Regions from separate parts of the Homo sapiens genome. Here region 1 is linked to region 2. A link is a contact called in ENCODE POLR2A ChIA-PET data. All regions are on one chromosome and are shown on one strand. The core of a region is the stretch at or near the end of the contact, and the rest is flanking DNA. Distances in the headings are between cores, read along the strand shown. Region 1 holds the start of GDPGP1 (GDP-D-glucose phosphorylase 1). Region 2 holds the start of PSTPIP1 (proline-serine-threonine phosphatase interacting protein 1).

Region 1 (4,657 bases), core at 378-2,877, about 13 Mb before region 2:
AGCACTTTGAGAGGCCGAGGTGGGCGAATCACGAGGTCAGGAGATCCAGACCATCCTGGCTAACAGGGTGAAACCCCGTCTCTACCAAAAATACAAAAAAATTAGCCGGGTGTGGTGGCGGGTGCCTGTAGTCCCAGCTGCTGGGGAGGCTAAGGTAGAAGAATGGCGTGAACCCAGGAGGCGGAGCTTGCAGTGAGCCAAGATCATGCCACTGCACTCCAGCCTAGGCGACACAGCGAGACTCTGTCTCAAAAAAAAAGAGAAAAATGATCAGGTTGGGATGGGCCTATACCCTAGTTATTTTTTTTTATTTTTATTTTTTGAGACAGAGTCTCACTCTGTTGCCCAGGCTGGACTGCAGTGGCACAATCTCCGCTCACTGCAACCTCCAGCTCCCAGGTTTAACCATGTCTGGCTAATTTTTGTATTTTTAGTAGAGATGGGGTTTTGCCATGTTGGCCATGCTGGTCTTGAACTCCTGGCCTCAAATGATCCGCCTGCTTCAGCCTCCCAAAGTGCTGAGATTACAGGCATGAGCCACCGCGCCTGGCCTTGAATATTTCTACAATGATGGAATGTACCTGTTAATACAGTGTGTCTTATCAAACACATGCTGCCAAGGAGAGCACTGGGTATTCTTCCAGTGTAAAGTAGATTCCTAGGCAGTCTAGGGAGTCAGGAAAGGCTTCCCTGAGGATGAGATGGAAGAGGGACTGAGGGCCCAAAGTGGCTGAAAGACAGAGAGCCAATAGGAGGAAGTCCAGTTACAGAGGGCCAGGATTTGGGTTTTTAACCATTTAATGGTTATAAACTGAGACTAACATACTCAGATTTAGACTTTACAAAGATCAGCAAGTATAATGGATTGGAAGGATCAAGAATTAATCCCAGCCTGACCAACACAACCTCCACTTCCTCCTCCCAGCAGTTTGGAATCCTTACCTTTTGCAATAGTATACGTTCATTCATTTATTATGCATTCGATAATATTTACTGAGAGCCTACTATGTGCCAAACATTATCCTAGAGGTTAAGAGGGGACAAGAGCAAAGGGTCAGCAGTCTAGGGGTGAGATGGAGTCAAAAGGACGGCAGGTCAGCTGGAATGATGAGAACAGCAGTGGAGAGCCTTTAAAAGTGCCTTGGACTGGACCGATTACCTTCTAAATGCCGGCGCCCGGAAAAATCACTAACACCCTTTGGACTTACGTATTTCCATCTTTGTAAAATGGGAACCTACCTCGCAAGGGATGTTGCAACAATCGAAGAAAACTATGCACAATGCTTGACATCCAGTGGGTCCTCAGTAAATAGCCTAAGAAGGAAGCAAGGTTATGGTTACTTCTGGAAGAGGTGGCTTGGGGGCTGCGACAGGTGCAGCGATTGCCTGATGATAACATCTAGAAAAGCCCTTGCTGGGCAGAGGGGCAGCCGACGACCCCCGCCACTCAGCGAGTCTCCAGGTTTCCCGGAAACGCTAGCTCCAGTGACTTCTCAGATGCCCCTATGGGACCCCACCCAGGGCTGCCGCCGCCACCACCTACTGCAGCCGAAGCGGATGCACCTCGCGACTTTCCCCGCAGCCGCTGCCGGGGCCACAGCGAGGTCATGACGCCCGTGACGCATACGCAGCCAGCACGCACGCGCGCGGCGTGGCCCGCCCCCCCCTCCCACCCCGGAGGCGGGGCCGTGAGTCCCGGGCTCCGCCCCGGAGCGTCGGGCCCCTCCCCGGGCCCCGCCTCCAGCTCGCCTAGGACCGCTTGGAGCCGGCAGCTCGCCTGCCAAACCCGGCTGGGAACGCCTGGCAGCTTTTAGGAGGGGGCGGGCCCGGGGGTGGTGGCCCCAGGAGCGGTTGCCGCGGGGACCGGGCAGTGACGCGGCCCAAGGGCGGAAGTGAGAAAGTTGTCTGCGTCTCGAGGCGAGTTGGCGGAGCTGTGCGCGCGGCGGGGCGATGGGGGGCTCGGGCAGTCGCCTGTCCAAGGAGCTGCTGGCCGAGTACCAGGTGCGCGGGACGCCTGGCCCTGGGGAGCTCGCGTGCGGGCCTCTTCTCGGGAGCAGGGTCCGGGAGCTGGCTGCGGGGCGGCCGCGGCCTCCCAGCGGTCCGCTAATCCCCGCTCTGGCTTTGCCTTCCAGGACTTGACGTTCCTGACGAAGCAGGAGATCCTCCTGTAAGTGCTGCCTTGAACCCTGCCTCCGACCCCGGGATCCTCTAGAGACAGCTTCGGGGGCGCTGTCCCGAGGGAGGGGCGGGGGCTGGCCTGAGGTCTGCAGAGGAGCGGGAGCTGGAGGCCGGGAGACCTAGCCCGGGCTGCGCCCTCCTCCCGGCACGCCCTCCCCGCCCTCGCCTGAGGCCCCAGCGTGGCACCGCGGAGCCACCTTACAGCCTCCAGGAAAAGTTAGGCGCTCTTTGACCCTGGGCTCCACTAGCTTCAGCACTGCCGAACTTCCTGCCCCAGTCCGGCAGGGGCCGACCTTGCCCAGTGGCTAAACCACAGAAGCCTTGGGGAGCCCGGCTCCTTCTCCCAACTTTACCTGAATAATACAGTAACCGTTATCGCTTTCTGAGCACTCACCATGTGCCAGGGACTGTGCTAAATGGTTGCCTGCGTTACCTAATTTAATCTTTAGGAGAGAGGTACTGGACAATGAAACAGGTTCAGAAAGGTTTGGTAACTGCTTAAGACAACACTCTGAGTAAGTAGATTTGAACTTGGGCTGGAAGCCCTTTTGCCGGATTTATGCAGGCCAGGTTCCTGTGGCAAAGATAAGCTCATGGGAAGGAGGTGGAGGCCGAGGAGGACAGTTCAGTGTGGTTGCTAAAAAGGAGGCTTTGAGGGTAAGAGATCCCTGGAGTGAAGGTGAGAATGAGATTTTTGGTTTTGCTCTTTTCTCCGTTTTTTTTTTTTTGAGACAGCGTCTCGCTCTGTCGCCCAGGCTGGAGTGCTGGGGCACGATCTTGGCTCACTGCAGGCTCTGCCTCCGGGTTCAAGTGATTCTCCTGCCTCCGGGTTCAAGTGATTCTCCTGCCTCAGCCTCCTGAGTAGCTGGGATTATAGGCACCCGCCACCATGCCCGGCTAATTTTTGTATTTTTAGTAGAGAAGGGGTTCACCATGTTGCTCAGACTGGTCTCAGACGCCTGACCTCCAAAGCTCCGCCCGCCTTGGCCTCCCAAAGTGCTGGGATTACAGGTGTGAGCCACCGTGCCTGGCCAATTCTTTAGGGCCAACTTCTGGCTCCTTTCCCAACTTCTTCATCCCTTGGGGATCTCTAGAATCAGTGCCAAGCACATAGTAAATGCTCAGTAAATACTCATTGCAAGAATAGACTCCTAGGCTGTACTGCCTTGTGACATGTCCTTTTGCTTACCGTTGCCTGATGACTCGGAAGTTCTGTGTACGTGGTTTTAGCTCCTCACCTGGTTGACAATGAGCAGCAGGCAAGGAGTGGGAATGAACACACAGGGAGACCGATCGCTGAGAACACCGACAGTTCCCCTCTCTCTACCAGAGCCCACAGGCGGTTTTGTGAGCTGCTTCCCCAGGAGCAGCGGAGCGTGGAGTCGTCACTTCGGGCACAAGTGCCCTTCGAGCAGATTCTCAGCCTTCCAGAGCTCAAGGTGCAAGCGCTCCCCTCCTTTGACACCTCTCCCACCACTCCCTCCCTGCTAGACCCCCTAACTCCATCTGCCACTAGCTTTGGGATCATGGGGTCACTGGTCCCCACTCTGGTCATTTTTCTGCTTAGTTCTGATTTTCTAGGGGCAAGGACTTTACCAAAATCACCTGGCAGAATTATCTAGAATGGTGCTTTTCAAATGGGGATTCTAGAACATAATCTTGGAAGTTCAAAGAAGTTTTGTCCCTTAAGAGGAGTTGAGGTACCTCATTAGAGTTTGAGGAACCGTGTTCTAGAGGCTGATTGCCACTCCGTAAGGCTGCTGCAAAATTTCTGTGCAAAGGGCCTGGCCCGGTGCCTGTAACACAATAGCTGTTCAAGTAAATATTTGTGTTTTAAAATAACCAGCCCATCTCGTTCCCTTTGTTTAGGATGACTTCTTCTTCCCTCTCTGCCCACACTTACGTTGTATGTGACCTGCCTTTGGGTTAAACACTTGACTCCCAGGAAGCCATCTCAGTCCCTTCCCCAGCTGGGTCAGTTTGCTTTCCTGTGCCCCCACTGCCCTCCATGTTGGCCCCAAAGCACTGACTGTTCACCCCCACGAGGCTGAGCTCGCTGGTGCTGGTCCTGTGACCTGCTCTCTCAAGTTTCTGGTAGGCTTTAATGAGCGTGTGACCTGGGCCACGTCCTGTGGCGTTTGTTCTCCTAGGCCAACCCCTTCAAGGAGCGAATCTGCAGGGTCTTCTCCACATCCCCAGCCAAAGACAGCCTTAGCTTTGAGGACTTCCTGGATCTCCTCAGTGTGTTCAGTGACACAGCCACGCCAGACATCAAGTCCCATTATGCCTTCCGCATCTTTGGTGAGAACCAGGAGCAGCCCGGCAGGACACCACCCCTTCCCACGTGGGCTTTGTGGTGGCCCTGCTTGGGAAATGGGCGCCGTTTGGGGAACCTCAGAGCCCCTCCCAACCGTGTCTTTTGGCTTCCTGTGTCTGCTCTCTAGACTTTGATGATGACGGAACCTTGAACAGAGAAGAC
Region 2 (4,556 bases), core at 1,856-4,355:
CTGTCAGCTCTGTCACCCAGGCTAGAGTACAGTGGCACAATCTCAGCTCACTGCAACCTCTGCCTCTTGGGTTCAAGCTGTTCTCCTGCCTCAGCCTCCCAAGTAGCTGGGATTACAGGAGCATGCCATCACGCCTGGCTAATTTTTGTATTTTTAGTAGAGACAGGGTTTCACCATGTTGGCCAGGCTGGTCTTGAACTCCTGACCTCAAGTGATCCATCCACCTTGGCCTCCCAGAGTGCTGGGATTACAGGCGTGAACCACTGCACCCCGCCTAAAAACCAGTCATTTCTAAACAGTGTGCTGGCAGGCTGAAGGGTTTAATGACAGTGCCTTGGGCTGGGGTGGGGGAAGGCCCAGACATGGGCCAAGCTGGCTGGGCTGTTCCTAATATAACACCTGTGGCCAGAGTAGTGTGCCTTTTCTGTTTTACAGATTTGTCTACAAATGAAGCTTCAGAATATTGTTCTAGCCACCTTGTCTGATTTTCTTACCCCTCTGGGAGATAAGAGGGGTTACCTCTTATCTTACCCCGAAGCCAAAAGATCCAGTGATATGTCAGATAGACAGAGGGATCCTGCAACAACACAAGTGCTAAAGCCAGCCTGCCAGGGGTTTAATCCCAGCAGTGTGACCTTGCGCAAGTCTCTTAATATCTCCGTGCCTCAATTTCCTCATCTGAATAAGAGAGATAACAGTAGCATGTGTTTGAAGGATTGAATGAGTGAATATGCATACATCTTGAGAACAGCGCCTGGCACATCTTTCGTGCTCAGCAAATGTTAGTTGTTATGCACTGGGATGGGCTGAGCATCAGGAAGAGGTATTAGAATCCAGAGCCCTGGGGCAGGTGATGCCTACAGTGACCTTTCGGGGCATCGGCCCAGACTCAGTGTGAGAGGTTCCCACTGGCTACTTCTCTCCCCTTCCTGCTCTGGCCTTCCCTAGGGAAACTATATGCCCGCCCCAGGCTCAGGGAGCCAGACACAGAGGAGACAAGGCACTTGGAGGCCAGGAAGCCCAGAGGTGCGACGAGCACAGAGTGTGGGCAGGATGCCGCTCAGGAAGCTCCACAGGGGCTGGCTGCTTGCTTCTGCTGCGGCTGCCATACCCTGCTCCCTTATACGCCACCCCTACCTGTGCCCAGATCCTGCCATGGAGGCTGCTCCTTGCCCAGCTCTGCCCTAGGGAAGGCAGGCCCAGGGGCTCTAGGACTGGACAGAGGTCTCAGTGATAAAATAGTCAAGGGGTCCTGGCCTGCCCTGGGCTACAGAGTGGCCTGGGTTTCCAGGCCCTACCCCTTCCCCCAACTTTGCACACCAAGGCAGGGCAGCTAGGTGGTGACTCACATCCCCCATCCCCCAGGGCTCCAGCTGCCAGCCTGGGCCCTGAGCATCCTGGTGCCTGGTCCTCCGGATGGGCTGAGGCAGCTCTGCCTCCATTGGCTTCTCTGGGCTGGGCCCACCCTGTCTTTGTAGAGATGGGGAAACTGAGGCCCAGAAAGGCACAAGGTGCCCTCCCCACGTGGGGTCCTTTGCCTACTGTACAGTCAGAGCAGAGGAAGCAGAACACTCACACGCTGGCCACAGGCCCCAAGTGGAGCCGGCCGGAAGGGAAGGAAGGCCTGGCTCCATAGCTCTCATCCTCCTGGCTGCAGCCCCAGGAAAAGGCCCGGGGAGGGCAGGGCTGTTGGCTGGGGCTCAGCCGGCTGAGCCGAGGGCCAGAGCGTCCTCTTCGGGGTTGGAGGCAGCACCCCGGGACAGCCACATTCCCCAGCTCCAACCAGAGAGGTCTCAGTTTTTCCCCAGAGCCCTGGGCACAGCCAGAGCTGAGGGGCAGAGGGGTAGTTGAAGGACAGCTGGAAAAGTGCTGAGATGACCAGGGGTCCAAGCTGGGCTGCAGGCTACGTGGCCCGGGCCAAGCCACTTTACCTCTACCACTGGCTGGGCGCCCTTATTTCATGGGGGAAATGACTTGATTTAAGCCCGTGTTGAATTTAAGAAAGTAAGCAAGCCATTGCCCACCTGGCTGCCTCCTTGAAGGACCCCTAAGGTCTGCAAGGGACAAGGGGCTGGGTGAGGGGAACAGAATTACCATTTGGAGTGAGGCAAGGTGCTGGGGGCTTTAGTGCCTTGGATCCCCTTGCTGATCCAATGCTTTAGTTGGTGTGTTGATTTCTATTTTATCACCATTATATAGATGGAGAGACTGAGGCTTGGAGACAGAAATGACTTGCCCAGCCTGTAACAGAGCCAAGACCTGAACTCAAGTTTGTCTGGTCTCTAAATCTGTGACCCCTCCTTTGCTGCCCCACACATCCTCCTCAAGCCCCCACCCATGTGTTACCCTCTTCTGAGGAGCTCCTGCTGTGGGGAGAGGTCTCCCAGAGGAGAAAACACACGGGGCAGCAGAGAGGAGGACGCTCATTCACGGAGTCCACTTGCGTTCCAGTCCAGAAGGGGTGGGGGCCTGGGCCACCTCCATGACAATTAAGACCAAGAATCAACCACTATTTTATGAGAAAGCTCCCCTCTCGGAGCCGCATCCCATCACCTGCATGGAGATTTCAGCCTAGCTCTGCCCCCTCCACTTGTTCAGTGCCCCCAACCATCCTCACTCACCCAAAAGGCATCTTTGAACTGCAGCTGGGGCATCATCCTCAGGCGTCTGCCGCGGCAAAGCTCACTCTCCTGCCACAGGCTGGCCTGATGGAGGGCCAGGCGCCAGCAGCAGCGTCCCAGTCCTGGCAGGGCTGGCCCAGGCCCCCCTTCCCGGCCGGCGCCGTCTGCAACACTCAGAAGGCAGCCACGAGCCAGAGAGGAGCTTCTGAGGGGAGGAAAAAGCTCAACCTGTTTTGTTTGGGGCTAGAATCAGCAGCAAAATGAGGAAGGAGTGGAGCTCAGTGATGGGAGGGCGGGCCCTGGTGTCCAGCCCAGCCCCTCACCGACCCTGCGGTGATGGAGGACACAGTCTGGGACCCAGGGCAGGGAGCAGGGATGCCAGCCCTGGGTGGGAGGCAGTGGCCAGTGGAAGAGGCAGGCTGGAGCTCGGGCCGGGCCAGGCAGGCAGGCAGGCAGGCAGCCCGAGGCCTGCGCAGGAAGGTTTGTGCAACCTCCCCCGGGGCAGGCACAGGGCCCTCGCCCACAGGAAGTGGAGTTGCTGTGCTCCCCTGTGCAGCCCCGCCTGCCACCTGCCATCCTGCTCCTGCCTCTGCTTGCCCCCTCCCGAGGTGCGGGCTCACTTTATTCCAGAGGCCATATGCTAAGGGAGCTTGAGGCCCACTGACAGTGTGGCCAGGAGGGGCCCAGGAACCCCAGGTGTGTCACCCGCCAGCCAGTCCAGCACCCTTCCAGGCTGGGCCCAGAGATGCCAGACTCCCCACCCCGCACTAGCAAGTCATTCTGGAGGGGCTTACCCAGGTCTAGGGCATCTGTCATTCATCAAACCCTGGCTGCTCTGGGACCCAAACCAGGTCCTGCCCTCAAGGAGCCCATAGTCTGGGAGCAGACACAGCTGTGCTCTGGGGGGCTGTGAGCACACAGAGGCAAGGTGAGCAGGCAGCAAGATGAGGGAGAACAGCCTGAGGCCCCGGCACTGCCCCCACCACCACCACCGCCACCACCGCAAGTCTCCAGATTAGACGCTGTTTGGGGCAGAGAACCCCCTTCTGAAGATGGAGGCTTCCGGCTCAGTGAATGGGAATGGATGGAGAGAGAAACAGGATTATCAAGGCACAGAGTGGGGTGTTTGGAAACCCAGTCTGAGGCCCAGTTTTTGTTTAATTTTGACCCCACCTTTCAGGGGCTGAGGGACCTTAATAGACCCCCCAACTCGCTGAGCCTCAGCTTCCTCATCTGCCACACCCAGTCTTTGGAAAGTAGACGGTGTCGAGAATATTTCTGGAATTTCCAGTTTGGTGGGCAGGTGCTGGGGGCACTGTGTGGTACCACCTTAGGAAGAGCCCTGGACTAGAGCCCCAGCCCCAGCCCTGAGACGCCACGCCCTGCCGGCTCAGCAGAAGATGCAGCAGGAAGTCCTGAGCCCAGGGCAGGCTGGCAAAATGGGGTGAGTCAGGGATTGTCCGCAAATCACCACCCTCACTGATGTCTGCCTTACAGCTGACGGGGTGATAAGATGAGAGCTGCTGCAGATGAAATAGTTGAGCTCCCAAGTGCCCATTATGCATGCCCAGGGTTTAGAGAGAGGGGGCACACCCAGGCTCTGAAATAGCCACCCAAGAGGAAACACTTTGGGGAGGATTGCAGAGCAATGGGACTGCCCCCAGAAGGCCCTCACCTCCAGAAACCTTGGATTTGAGCTAATCTTTAATCTGTAAGGCGCCCCAGTCAGGTTTTTTGTTACTTGCAGCTGAAGACAATTAATAGTGTAAAAATCCCCTTGAACTTTGTAGGCCATAGAGTGAGCCAGGCTGCACCTCACCTCCCAATGGCACCACCACCTCTGATAGCACTGGCTCAGCCTCCCTGAGCTCAGTTTCTCCATCCATCAGATGGGATGATGCCTCTAGGTCTGGAGCAGACTAGAGACCCTCTGTT

What was found. ChIA-PET counts read pairs that join two places held with the same protein, here RNA polymerase II (POLR2A).
Region 1: POLR2A ChIA-PET joins it to region 2 with 10 read pairs in activated CD4-positive, alpha-beta T cell. The contact joins the promoter of GDPGP1 here to the promoter of PSTPIP1 in region 2. POLR2A ChIA-PET finds 5 or more read pairs at or near these places in 2 of 52 experiments (activated CD4-positive, alpha-beta T cell and activated CD8-positive, alpha-beta memory T cell).

Annotation. Positions count from the first base shown.
Region 1 is chr15:90,231,179-90,235,835 of GRCh38, reverse strand. It overlaps GDPGP1 (GDP-D-glucose phosphorylase 1), which reads right to left and starts at 1,627. Exons shown (of 4, transcript NM_001013657.3): 1 at 1,544-1,627; 2 at 1,240-1,314. CIB1 (calcium and integrin binding 1) reads left to right here and starts at 1,895. Exons shown (of 7, transcript NM_006384.4): 1 at 1,895-2,001; 2 at 2,133-2,167; 3 at 3,509-3,617; 4 at 4,329-4,479; 5 at 4,623-4,657. The coding sequence starts at 1,951. RefSeq lists silencers at 1,493-1,932, 1,953-2,402.
Region 2 is chr15:76,993,675-76,998,230 of GRCh38, reverse strand. PSTPIP1 (proline-serine-threonine phosphatase interacting protein 1) reads right to left here and starts at 3,105. Exons shown (of 15, transcript NM_003978.5): 1 at 2,622-3,105. The coding sequence starts at 2,657. RefSeq lists a silencer at 2,921-3,110 and an enhancer at 3,351-3,400.